2 separate regions of the Homo sapiens genome follow, and region 2 is linked to region 1. Evidence: read pairs that join two places in POLR2A ChIA-PET (ENCODE). Cell type or tissue: GM12878. All regions are shown on one strand. Each heading gives the region's core, and the rest is flanking DNA. Links, peaks and the distances in the headings are about the cores only.

The links. Peaks named below come from ENCODE experiments on the same cell type or tissue, not always from the same donor. Only the 100,000 strongest peaks of a DNase experiment are listed, where the experiment ranks them.
Region 2: POLR2A ChIA-PET joins it to region 1 with 5 read pairs; 2 of 35 experiments call an interaction of 5 or more read pairs at or near these places.

Annotation. Positions count from the first base shown.
Region 1 is chr16:81,727,368-81,733,110 of GRCh38, forward strand. No RefSeq gene overlaps it. Among named protein-coding and RNA genes, the nearest start is that of PLCG2, 49 kb to the right of the region's middle. In GM12878, for the core only: a CTCF peak has its summit at 3,063 (motif pointing left); DNase peaks (open chromatin) are centred at 2,946 and 3,176; H3K4me3 peaks cover 998 bases; H3K27ac peaks cover 934 bases.
Region 2 is chr16:81,946,571-81,952,313 of GRCh38, forward strand. The region is part of intron 31 of PLCG2 (phospholipase C gamma 2); the gene reads left to right. Among named protein-coding and RNA genes, the nearest start is that of SDR42E1, 62 kb to the right of the region's middle. In GM12878, for the core only: no CTCF peak of the experiment used is centred there; no DNase peak of the experiment used is centred there.

The sequences.
Region 1 (5,743 bases), core at 196-5,195:
AGTGTCTATAGAAACAGAAAGTAGGTTAGTGCTTGCTTAGGGCTGAGGGGGATGGGGGATAGGAGGGTGACTGCCCACAGGTACAGGGTATCATTTTTGGGTAATGAAAAGGTTCTAAAATCGACCATGATGATGTCTGCACAGTTCTGAATACACTAAATACCATTGCAGTGCACACTTTCTAAGGGTGAATTGAACGGTGTGTCAATTAAACCTCAATAAGGCCATCTAAAAATATGTGTTGAGCACTTACTGTGTGTTGGGCACACTGGGGACTCAGGAGTGAATGGAACTAATGCCATCCTCACCCTCAGGCCACATACAGTGTGGGGATGGAGGCAGCTGCTAAACAAATGATCATACAAATCATTTTCCTTTTTGTTTTGCATTCTATTTTGTTTTTAATGGACACTGTAAACCAAAAATAAAATTGTAAGGCCCTGCAACCTTCTGAATGGACCCCTCCTCTAGGCCAAGGACATTCTAGAATGAACCTGAAAATCTAGTTCAGGCCGTCATGGAAGAGGGGGTTGGACATTTCTTATTATACCCTCCAGCTTTAACACAGACCTTAAGTCTGATAAGAAACATTTACAATCTATTCTCTCTGAAGCCTGTTACGTGAAGGCACCATCTGCATGATAACACCTTGGTCTCTACAACCCATATGGCAACTCAGACCTTTTCTTTTCTTTTCTTTTCTTTTCTTTTCTTTCTTTCTTTCTTTCTTTCTTTCCTTCCTTCTTTCCTTCCTTCCTCCATCCCTCCCTCCCTCCCTTTCTTTCTGTCTTTCTGTCTTTCTCCTTCCTTCCTTTTTTTTTTTTTTTGAGACAGAGTCTCTCTCTGTCGCCCAGGCTGGAGTGCAGTGGCGCCATCTCGGCTCACTGCAAGCTCCGCCTCCTGGGTTCACGCCATTCTCCTGCCTCAGCCTGCCGAGTAGCTGGGACTACAGGTGCCTGCCACCATGCCTGGCTAATTTTTTTGTATTTTTAGTAGAGACGGGGTTTCACTGTGTTAGCCAAGATGGTCTTGATCTCCTGACCTCATGATCAGCCTGCCTCGGCCTCCCAAAGTGCTGGGATTACAAGCGTGAGCCACCACGCCCGGCTGTCTTTCTTTCTTTCTTCCTTCCTTCCTTTCCGTGAGCCAGCATGCCCTTCCTCCCTCCTCCCTCCCTCCCTTCCTTCCTTCCTTCCTCTCTCTCTCCTTCCTTCCTTCCTCCCTGCCTTTCTTTCCTTCCTTCCCTTCCTTCCTTCTTTTCTTCCTTTCTTTCCTTCCTTCCTTTCTTCCCTCCCTCTCTTTCCTTCTTTCCTTCCTTCCTTCCTTTCTTTCTCTTTCTTTCTTCACAGGGTCTCACTGTGTTGCCCAGGCTGGACTGCAGTGGCATGATCTTGTCTTACTGTAACCTCCACCTCCCAGGTTCAACCCACCTCAACCTGCCAAGTAGCTGCAGTTACAGGCATGTGACCCCACACCTGGCTAATTTTTGTATTTTTAGTAGAGATGGGGTTTTACCATGTTGTGCAGGCTGGTCTCGAACTCCTGACCCCAAGTGATCCACTCACCTCAGCCTCCCAAACTGCTGAGATTACAGGCGTGAGCCACGGCACCCGGCCACGACTCAGACATTTCTTACTACCGATAATAACTTTTCAACCAATTGGCAATCAGAAAAATTTACATCCATCTACAACCTGGAAGGCCCTGCACACTTTGAGTTGTCCCACGCTTCCAGATGGAACCAATGTCAGTCTTACACATATTGACGTATTACGCCTCCCTAAAATGTATAAAAACAAGCTGTACCTTGACCTCCTTCGACACATTCAGGATCTCCTGAGGCTGTGTCACCGGCACGTCCTTAAACTTGGCAAAATAAACTCTCTAAATTGATTGAGCCCTGTCTCAGATACTTTGGGGTTCACAATACTTGGCAATGGTACATATTTATGGTTTCCATACATGTATACATTGTGTAATGATCAAATCAGGGTAACCAGCAAATCCATCACCCCAAACCTTGATCATTTCTTTGTGGTGAGAACATTCAGACGTCTCTTGTCGCTGTTTGGAAACACACACCACGTTATTGTTAACTGTCCTCACCCTGGGGACAGCAAGGAGGGCCGAAAGGAAGTGCAGGCTGCTGTGAGCGCCTTCAAGAGGGGGCAGCACTGAGCTCACCTGCGAGCCTAGGCCTGGAGAGCAGCTGGAGTCTCCAGCCCGAGGGGAGGCGGAGGAGGAAACTGCCTTGCAGGCAGAGGGAAGAGCATGTGCGGAGGCCCCGAGGCAGAGCCTGGCAATTCGTCGGCGGAACAGATGCTGGAAGTGGGGAGGAGGAGGAGGAGGAACAGGAGGAGGTACGGGGGTCTGGGCCGCTGTAGAGAGCCGAGGCCTCTGAAGTCTCAGCACTAGGGCAGTGGGAAGCTGTTACAGGGTAGACGCCCGGGATGTGGGAGGGGCTATATGATAATCTGGGAGGTTTTTTGTTTTTTTTTTTTTTTTTTTTTGAGATGGAGTTTTGCTCTTGTTGCCCAAGCTGGAGTGCAATGGCGTGATCTCGGCTCACCGCAACCTCCGCCTCCCGGGTTCTAGTGATTCTTCTGCCTCAGCCTCCCGTGTAGCTGGGATTACAGGCATGCGCCACCATGCCCAGCTAATTTTTGTACTTTTAGTAGAGACGGGGGTTTCACCTTGTTGGTCAGGCTGGTCTCGAACTCCCGACCATAGATGATGCGCCCGCCTTGGCCTCCCAAAGTGCTGGGATTGCAGGCGTGAGCCACTGCGCCCGGCCTGGGAGTTGTTCTGTATTGTGGAGTAAAGGGAGGCAGAGGTGAAGCCATCGAGAGAGCAGCGAGCTCATCGCTCCCCACATTCTATTAAAATGCACATTCTCCCGGGAGGGGGTTTCCAGTTAATGAAACAGGAAGCGAGGTCTGTTGAGCTTGCAACCAGCTGAGAGCAATTTGAGGACAAAAGGGAAGGGCGGGAAGAAGCGGGATCTCGGGAAGGTGGCAGGCAGGTGAGAGCCTGGCTGGCCCGTTCACGCCTGTCTGCCCCTGGTGGCCAGGACGGGAAGGTCAGAGGACAGGGTCGGAGGCGCCAACGCTCCTGGGGTCCCAGCTGCTGCAGATCCGGGCTGGGGCTGGGCCTGGCCGCTGCTGGGGGCGGGAGGCAATTCCCAGCCCCGGGCCGGTGACGTCAACGTTGTCATGGAGACCCGGCTTCCCTGCCCAGCGTTGCAGCTGCGGGAGCCCGGGCTGGGAGGCTCTGTGAGGCTGAGGGAAGCAGAGGGCACAGACCTGGGTCCTGCAGGCGGTGGCTCCACCTAAGAGCACAACCCTGCCAGAGGCAGGATGCCCAGAATGGGCGGGGCTCCCTGCTGCACCCAGCCCGCCCCGACCCTTGCCGCCCAGACGTGGCTTCGGCCTTGCGCTGGCTCCTGGGGTAGCGGATGGGGAACCCCCTGAGATGGGGGCCCAGGCTTCCCCACCTTGGGGTCCAGGGACTGCCCTCTCAGGGGCGGACTCAGTCCCCAATCTGGAAGTTGTCTTGGCATAAGAGTGTTCTGGCATGCTCCTGTCGTCGTCCCCTTAACAGGAGTGTTTCCGGACCAAACTGAGGGTGGGGCTGCTTATTCTCGCGGCCCAATAACGAGATGCAGATGAACGGGGAAAGGAAGGAGTTGATTTCTGTAACCGGGTGCAGGGAGAAGGCCTGGAAATTATCCCCAGACCAACTCAAAATTACAAAGTTTTCCAGAGATTATGTACCTTCTAAGCTATATGTCTACGTCTGAGTGTGTATTCATCTAAAGACATAAGTGATTAACTTCTTTCTTTCTTTCTTTTTTTTTTTTGGAGACGGAGTTTCACTCTGTCACCCAGGCTGGAGTGCAGTGCACTGCAGTTCACTGCAACCTGTGCCTCCTGTGTTCAAGCAATTCTCCTGCCTCAGCCTCCTGAGTAGCTGGGATTACAGGCATGCACCACCCCGCCCAGGCTAATTTTTCTATTTTTAGTAGAGACAGGGTTTCACCATGTTGGTCAGGCTGGTCTCGACCTTCTGATCTTGTGATCCAACCACCTGGGCCTCCCAAAGTGCTGGGATTACAGGCTTGAGCCACCATGCCTAGCCGTGATTAACTTCTATAACTAAGGTCTGAGTCCTGAAGCTCTTCCTCTGGAGCCTCAGTAAATTTATTTAATCTAAATGGGTCCAGGTGCTGCGGTGATTACCCTTATCTTGTCTCCTGCTAAATCATGGGGGTTTGGGGAGTTCCTTCAGACCCCCAATAAACTTGCCTGTGGAGGCCTGGGGAGTTATTTCAGACCCCCAGTAAAACTTGTTTAATCCTAAACAGGTCCTGTTAAGAATTCCTTCGTTATCCTGTCATGCTTCAAGGCCCAGGAAAGGCCCAGGCAAAACTCTTGGTGGGCTTTTGTGACATTCCAGCCTTTGTAGAAGGGCACTGGCTCTCTCAGCTATTAATGTTTCACTGAACTACTCGGTCAGTGCCGAAGCCGTTGTGATGAAGCCTGCGTTAGTGAGACCCGGCCTGCACAGGAGCACATGAAGAGGGAACCAGAAGCCTCTTACTGACCTCCTTCCACTCCCCCCGTTCTGTTTCCAATGCCTATTCACTAAGGAACATTGACCGAGCCCCTCCTTGTGCCAAGCAGTGTCCTGAATGCTTTATGAGGTCACGGAATCCTCCCTGTGGCCCCAGGACCTACAAGGGACATTTTGGAAGCCGCTGGTTTATTTATTGTTGAGCACATATGTGTTCACACATGTGTTCCCTGGAGCACATGTGTGAAATGGTGTTCTTCTTGGCGCTATGGACTGCTCTGTCAAATCTTTCCAGTTTGTTTTTTTAATAGATGTATTTTTTGTTTTTGGAGACAGGGTCTCACTCTGTCACCCAGGCTGAGGTGCACTGGCACCATCATAGCTCACCGCACCCTCCACCTCCTGGGCTCAAGTGATCCTCCCACATCAGCCTCCTGAGTAGCTGGGACTACAGGCCAGTGCTACCATGCCTATTTTTAAATTTTTTATAGAGACGGGGTCTCACCACGTTGCCCAGGCTGGTTTCAAACTCCTGGCCTTCAGTGATCCTCCTGCCTTGGCTTCTTAAAGCACTGGGATTACAGGTGTGAGCCGCCATGCCTGGGCTTTTCCAGTTTCTTAAAATACCTTTAGTAGCACAAAGTCAGTCTAAGCTAGTTAAGACTTTGGCCTCAAAACTCAGTTCACGTTTCCTTCAGCCCCTCCCTTTTCTGAGCACCTGCCTCATTTTGCTGGGGTTGCCCTTGTCCTCCGTAGGCCATTGCTGCTTCTCTGGCTGACAACAGGGATGTTCAAATGGTGGTCCAGGTGTGAGCTTTGGGAGAGACCCCATGAGGCAGGGGTGGAGGTGATGGTCCCCAGGCCATATTCCCCCCAGCCCCTTCCCCCTGTGGGCCACCTCCCGCTGCCCCCTGCTGGGTCTCTTCTTCCTTTCTGGGTGGCATAACAGGAAGCTATCTCAGGCTTACTGCCTCCTGGTGTCCACTTGACTCCCAGAAAGTCACACTGCCCTGACCTGTAGACTGGAGGACATTGCTGTGGTCACCTCTCCCCACCCAGGCACCTCTTGCTAGCTGCCTTTCTCTAGTCCAGGCAGGCAGCATGAAGATCAAGCATCACCTGCCTTGGGCTGGGGGTGGCTGGAGGACAGGAGTGAACCCGGAACCTGGGA
Region 2 (5,743 bases), core at 231-5,230, 220 kb after region 1:
GATAGACTCATCCTTTCTGGATGCTTTTTGGTGCCAGTGCATCTTTAGGAATCCTATCAAAAAGTCTGATAGCCTCCAATCAAGTAGAATGACCATAAATTAATCACCCCCCAAGCTGAGCATTTAGATGGAATCCATTTACAAATAAGGCGATCATGCACAGCTTTAGGTGAGTACCTTTTTCCTCCTTTACGCCAGAATTCTTTCCTTAGGATCAATACTCAGATATAGAATTAGTGGGATCAATTAATTTAGCTGAATGGTAAAACTGTAAAACCTGGGCTTTAGCAGAAGCCTTAAACCAGTGAGCATGAAGACCCTTTGCTTAGTGAAGCAGACCCTTTGCTTAGTGAAGCTTATCCCTCCCCAGCTCACTGAAGATCTGGGATTTGTGCATCTATTGCCCGGGGAAAGGGAACCAGTGCTGCTTCTCTCTATACATAAAACCCCTCCGCAGACACTTCACAGAAAAGTCAAGTGATAAAAATGGTTTTAGATTGTGGTAGGGCAGCATTTGCCTAGGCCCGCTGCTCTGCAAGGCTGTTGTAAACAACCGGAAACATTATAAATAATTTAAGTGATTAGGTATCACCAGCAGCAGAGAAAATTAGTATATTTAAAAGAAAATTGTGTTGATGCAGATTTGACTTCCTTGATGAGGGAAGCTTAATGCCGGGGCTGCCACTGTAGGGAGCCAGGGGCGTTGTGTGGGGTTCTAAATGGAAAGTCGACGCTCACAAATCTGCTTTCTGAAAGTTTTCTTTAGTTCAGCTGCTAGGTCTTGAGATTTCATTTAATTCCACATCTGTCACCTGGTTCTGTGCCACTCACAGGTGCAGCTCGGCATTTCTGTCCACACTGGGATGAAGAGTCGCTCTTGGAAGCCGAGCTGAATTGCATTCGGTAGACCTGGGCTTTCTCCTTAATGCCCACGGTCATACCTTTTATTTATCACCATATCCTCTGGAAGCCAGGGAGAAACTCTGGTAAACAGCCTCAATGCAGACTTTTCTGAGCAAATGATTGATCCAGTAAGGGCTAAGATGGAGTTTACTCATAAAACCTTTGCTGAGATAGAGTTTACAGCCCCAGAAAACTGTCAATAAGCACTTTACACACCTTCTGAAGAAGCCATTTACATGTCACAATTACTTTATCAAGTCGCAGTCCTTTACTTTGCTAGCAGTATGTTTGTTTAGTTTATAAAGAGTATTTTTAGCACCATTTTATTACCTACTGTATTTTATTTAAGATGTAAGAAAGGTGGGGGAGTTGAAAAGAGTCCCCCAGATAGCCTGTATCTAACGACCGTTACCATCTTGGTAGATTTCCATTGCCTTATGATTTTTTGTATATGATATTTCCATAGTCAGATTCATACAGGTGCCCTTTTCTACTTCACAGACGACTTTAAATGATTTTCAAAGCCATTGATGCCTGTTTCATCAGGTATGGGTCCCTAATTCACTTATGCTCCTACTAACGGAGAGTCAAGTCGTTGGCAGTTCTTTACTTTATAAATAATATAGGTCTTCATGTAATATTTTCTGATTAAAAATTATTTCCCAAGGCTAGATATTTAGCAATGGAATAATAAATCAAAGAAAAAAGGACCATGTATTTTTATCTGCATGTCAAATTGTTCTCTGCAAGTAAATAGTTTCTCCTAAGTTGTCGTATTATATCCCATCTTGCCATTAACTGGAATAGGCCTCCACTGGAATGATTTAACATGGTGAGATCCCGAAGAATGGGACTGGGGAAAATAGGAAAGCTTAAATAGTCATCATCTTCCATGGGCAAACTGGCCATTTCTGGAGGGCACATTTGAGAAAACTGGCTGCCCCACGACCTGTTTAGTACTGATCCTGGGTGGACTGGGTTCTGTTTTGTGCTGGGTAGGAGCTAACCTGCAAGGGGTGGAGAGGCCCTTCTTTAGAGTGGAAGAAAACCCAGGATGTTGTGCACTAGATTAAGGCTTATCCTAGAGCAGATGCTTGAATCCCTTTGTAGAAGATTGCACACTTTAGAATCCTGGAGGTCCAGGACTGGGAGCTGCACTCTGGCACTGAGCTGGTCCTGGTTTTTGAGGTTGGGAAAGATTTCCTTACACCTGGGGAGACCTGGAGGGACACAAAGGCCCTCCTTATGCCTCATCAGCTAAAGTTGGTCAGTTTGCCTAATGCTGGCTCCAAAGAGCAAAAACTGCTGTGTTTAACATCCATGACCCAAGAGTGTGACATGACTACTGAACACACAAAACCATGAGCATGCAGTGGAAAAAGAGGAAGACAGACTAAGGTACACACCTGGAATAGATGGCTGGCAGTTGAAACTGAGCCAGTGGAAACCTCAGATGATGAGAACTGTAACACATAACTCATAGGATCTTTCAAAGACATCCAAGGAGAGCACTGGAGAAAGCTTTCTGGAATTCAGAGAATAGACCTGATTTGTTGCATTAAAAAATTCAGTATATAAAGAGATCTGCATTAGTGACACCAAAGATAATGTGAAGGAAAAGTCTCACAATCTAGGGCAACCCCACCATGAGATGGAAAGAAAGGAAAAGGTGGGCTGGGAGGACAGATGCCAAGGACCTAATATGAAAGCATGTCCCAAAGGACAAAGTTAAACAGACGGTGGAGAGCTATTAATGAAATAGCGAATAAAGGAAGTGTTTCTCTAATCTGCTGCTTCTGAGGGCCCACTTGGTTGCAGGTGAGATGAATAGAAAACACATCCATACCCTCAGTAATATTTCAGTAAAAATGTTAAGTTCCAAGGATAAATTTAAAAACCTGGACTTCCAGCACACTAGTTGTGTATAAAGGAAACTGAATAAGTCTAATATCAGACTTGTCCTCTTTGGTGCTGAAAACTAAAAGACTCCCAAAGTGGGTAGAATGTGGACTAGGAAGACGGAATAATTCAGTGTCCAGCCCCCGACATGTCAAGGAATTTCAAGGTATGCAATATTTTAGATATATCATGTATCCTACTCAAGGGAAATCTTGAGGCAGCCCCTGAATCGATGATTATTTTAGTCAGAAAAGAAAACTTTTAGATAGGGAGGTGAAGAGAGGGAAACCAGTGAATAATTAATTTTGCAGTACAGTTACATCTTACAGGATGATGACAGTGTGATAAAAATTTTGTCATGGTAAATATCAAATAAGGATTTTTGAATTGGAAGAAATATACCATGATAAAAAATGACAATCAAAAGCTAAAAAATAATCAAGTATCAACAAAGCAAAGGCATGGAAAGGTAAAATAAAGGTATGCTAAAGGTTATTTCAACTTTGACGACTAGGGAATCAGTCAGTAAATAAACTATACTGCAGAGGGAGATTTAATGCTACATCTGATGTTAAAGGAAACTGTGATTTTAGTTAGCATTGTTAGACTGAGGGTAACCACTGTCAGAATTGAAAAACAGACAAGAAATAAGGAGGAAAAAAGGAGATCAACATAAACTTGACCAAGAGAGTAAAAATAATGTAAAGAATCAGAATAAGTTAAAGCAAGGTAAAATGTGTAGTAATTGAAGTGAAATGGATAAGAACTTACATTTAATTTGGTGAATAGGCTGAATCCTCCTATTAGAAAAGAAATCTACCTGCAGTGTTTACAACAAGAGGCCTAAAGGCAAGGTAAATAAAACAAATAGGAATGGATGGAAGAGTTACTGGGAAAATTGGGAAGGAAAAGTTAACATCAATCTAGAATTTACGATCAGAAGTACTACAGTGTATTAAGACGAACAATATGTGATGATAAAATGCTTGTTTTCTAAAGGGATATAAAAGTCATTAGCAAATAGCATAGTACCTAAGTATATAAGACAAAAATTCCTACATATACAAAGACAACTGTATAAAGAAAAAATCTTTCAGAATTTGGAAAGTCTTGTATATAAGAAATCAGCAAAGACATAATATCAAAATAATTTGCCTTAAGAAATATACAACTTTGTGTCCTACAAATGGATAACATACACTATTTTCTTCTGTCTCAAACTTCATAAATTTGATTGCATTCGTTAGAAAACTTTAATACATTTTTTAAAAATAATGATTTCCTAAGTCATTGGCTGTAACTGGACTAGATTCAAAAGACACAAAAAGATGGCAAAATTGCTCACAATTTGAAGATAATAATTTTCTAAATATACTAAAACAAGTAAATTACTTAGAAAGTAAAACATTTATGCCATAGTTACATTTAGAAGAGGAAAGTGCTTGCCTTAAAACTTCACAAAGAATGAAGACGTATGTACTACTAAGTATTCATCTTCAGAACTTTTAAAACACCAATAAAATAGAACAAAGGAATAAAAGAGATAGAAACCAACTGAATAAAACACAAATAAAAATAAAAGGATAAAAAGAATAAAACATTCTGGTTTATCAAAAAGGCCAAATTTTGTTTTGAGACAGTGTTTTTTTCTGTCACCCAGCCTGGAATACAGTGGTGTGATCATGGCTCACTGCAGCCTTGACCTCCTGGGCTCAAGTGATCTTCCTGAGTAGCTGGGACTACAGGCATATGCCACCATGCCTGGCTAATTTAAAATTTGTGTGTGTGTGTGGAGACAGGGCCCTGCTTTGCTGCCTAGGCTGCTCTCAGATCCTCCTGCCTTAGCCTCCCCAAGTGCTGGAATTACACGTGTCAGCCACTGTGTCCAGCCCTCAAAAGACCAGTTAAACTCTTTGCCTACTTAATAAAAGAATAAAGAGGAAAAACATGTAAGAGTAAATACTGGAAAGGAGACTGAACCCCAAATAATAAACTACAGCAAATGGATGATTACCTTAAAGAATGTAAATAGGCTAAAATTGTTCTGAAAAGCAGTAGAAAAGTTAAAACACCTATTAGATAAAACAGGTTTAGGATCTAGATGGTTTTATAGCTTAGTTTTGTCTTCATTTAAATAACGTAATTCCAATTTCACTCCACCAAAGTAAGAAGAACAATGGAAATCCTTCTTCTGTCTTGAAGCTATACAACTTTCATATCAAAACTGGAGAAAGATAGTACTCCTAGCTTTCCCCTAACCTCATTCAGCCGTAGACCAATGTCATGTGTGAATATAGATGTTAAACTTCAAAAAATAGCAAATATCCAGCTGTTTACTAGAAGAGCAATATATTACAACTAAGCATTTATTCTGGAATGCAAGGATGGTTTAACACCAGCACAGTTAGCAACAAATTAAATATGAAAAAAGCATAAACTAGTAGATGCCATAAATGTAAACAGCCAAATGAAATAATCAGTATAATTTTAGAAAAAAGGTCGAGTGATCTCTATTGTATACAAATTTAAACTGTACAAATTCTGATTGTATAGTTTACAAAACAGGAAGACTTCAATTTTAAAGAGACTGATGTTTATTTTTCTTGTATTTATTGAACGTAACCACTTCTGTCTGTTCTAGAAGTAACAAACAGAAATGTGGTGTGGGAGGAAGGGACAAATGGGACATCCCATTTGTGATACTGACAAAAACCATAACACATTTAGGAGTAATTTAAATAAAGGTACAGAACTTATATAAGAAAAAAACATAAAATCTTATTAAAAAACAAAACACCATGTGAACAAGTAGAAATTTATACCAACCCTTCCAAAATTAATGTTGGATTGGAATTGGAGGTATCAATATAAACTCAAGTTACATATATATTTATATATATATATTCACACGTAGATGAATAAATGTGTGTGTTTACATGTT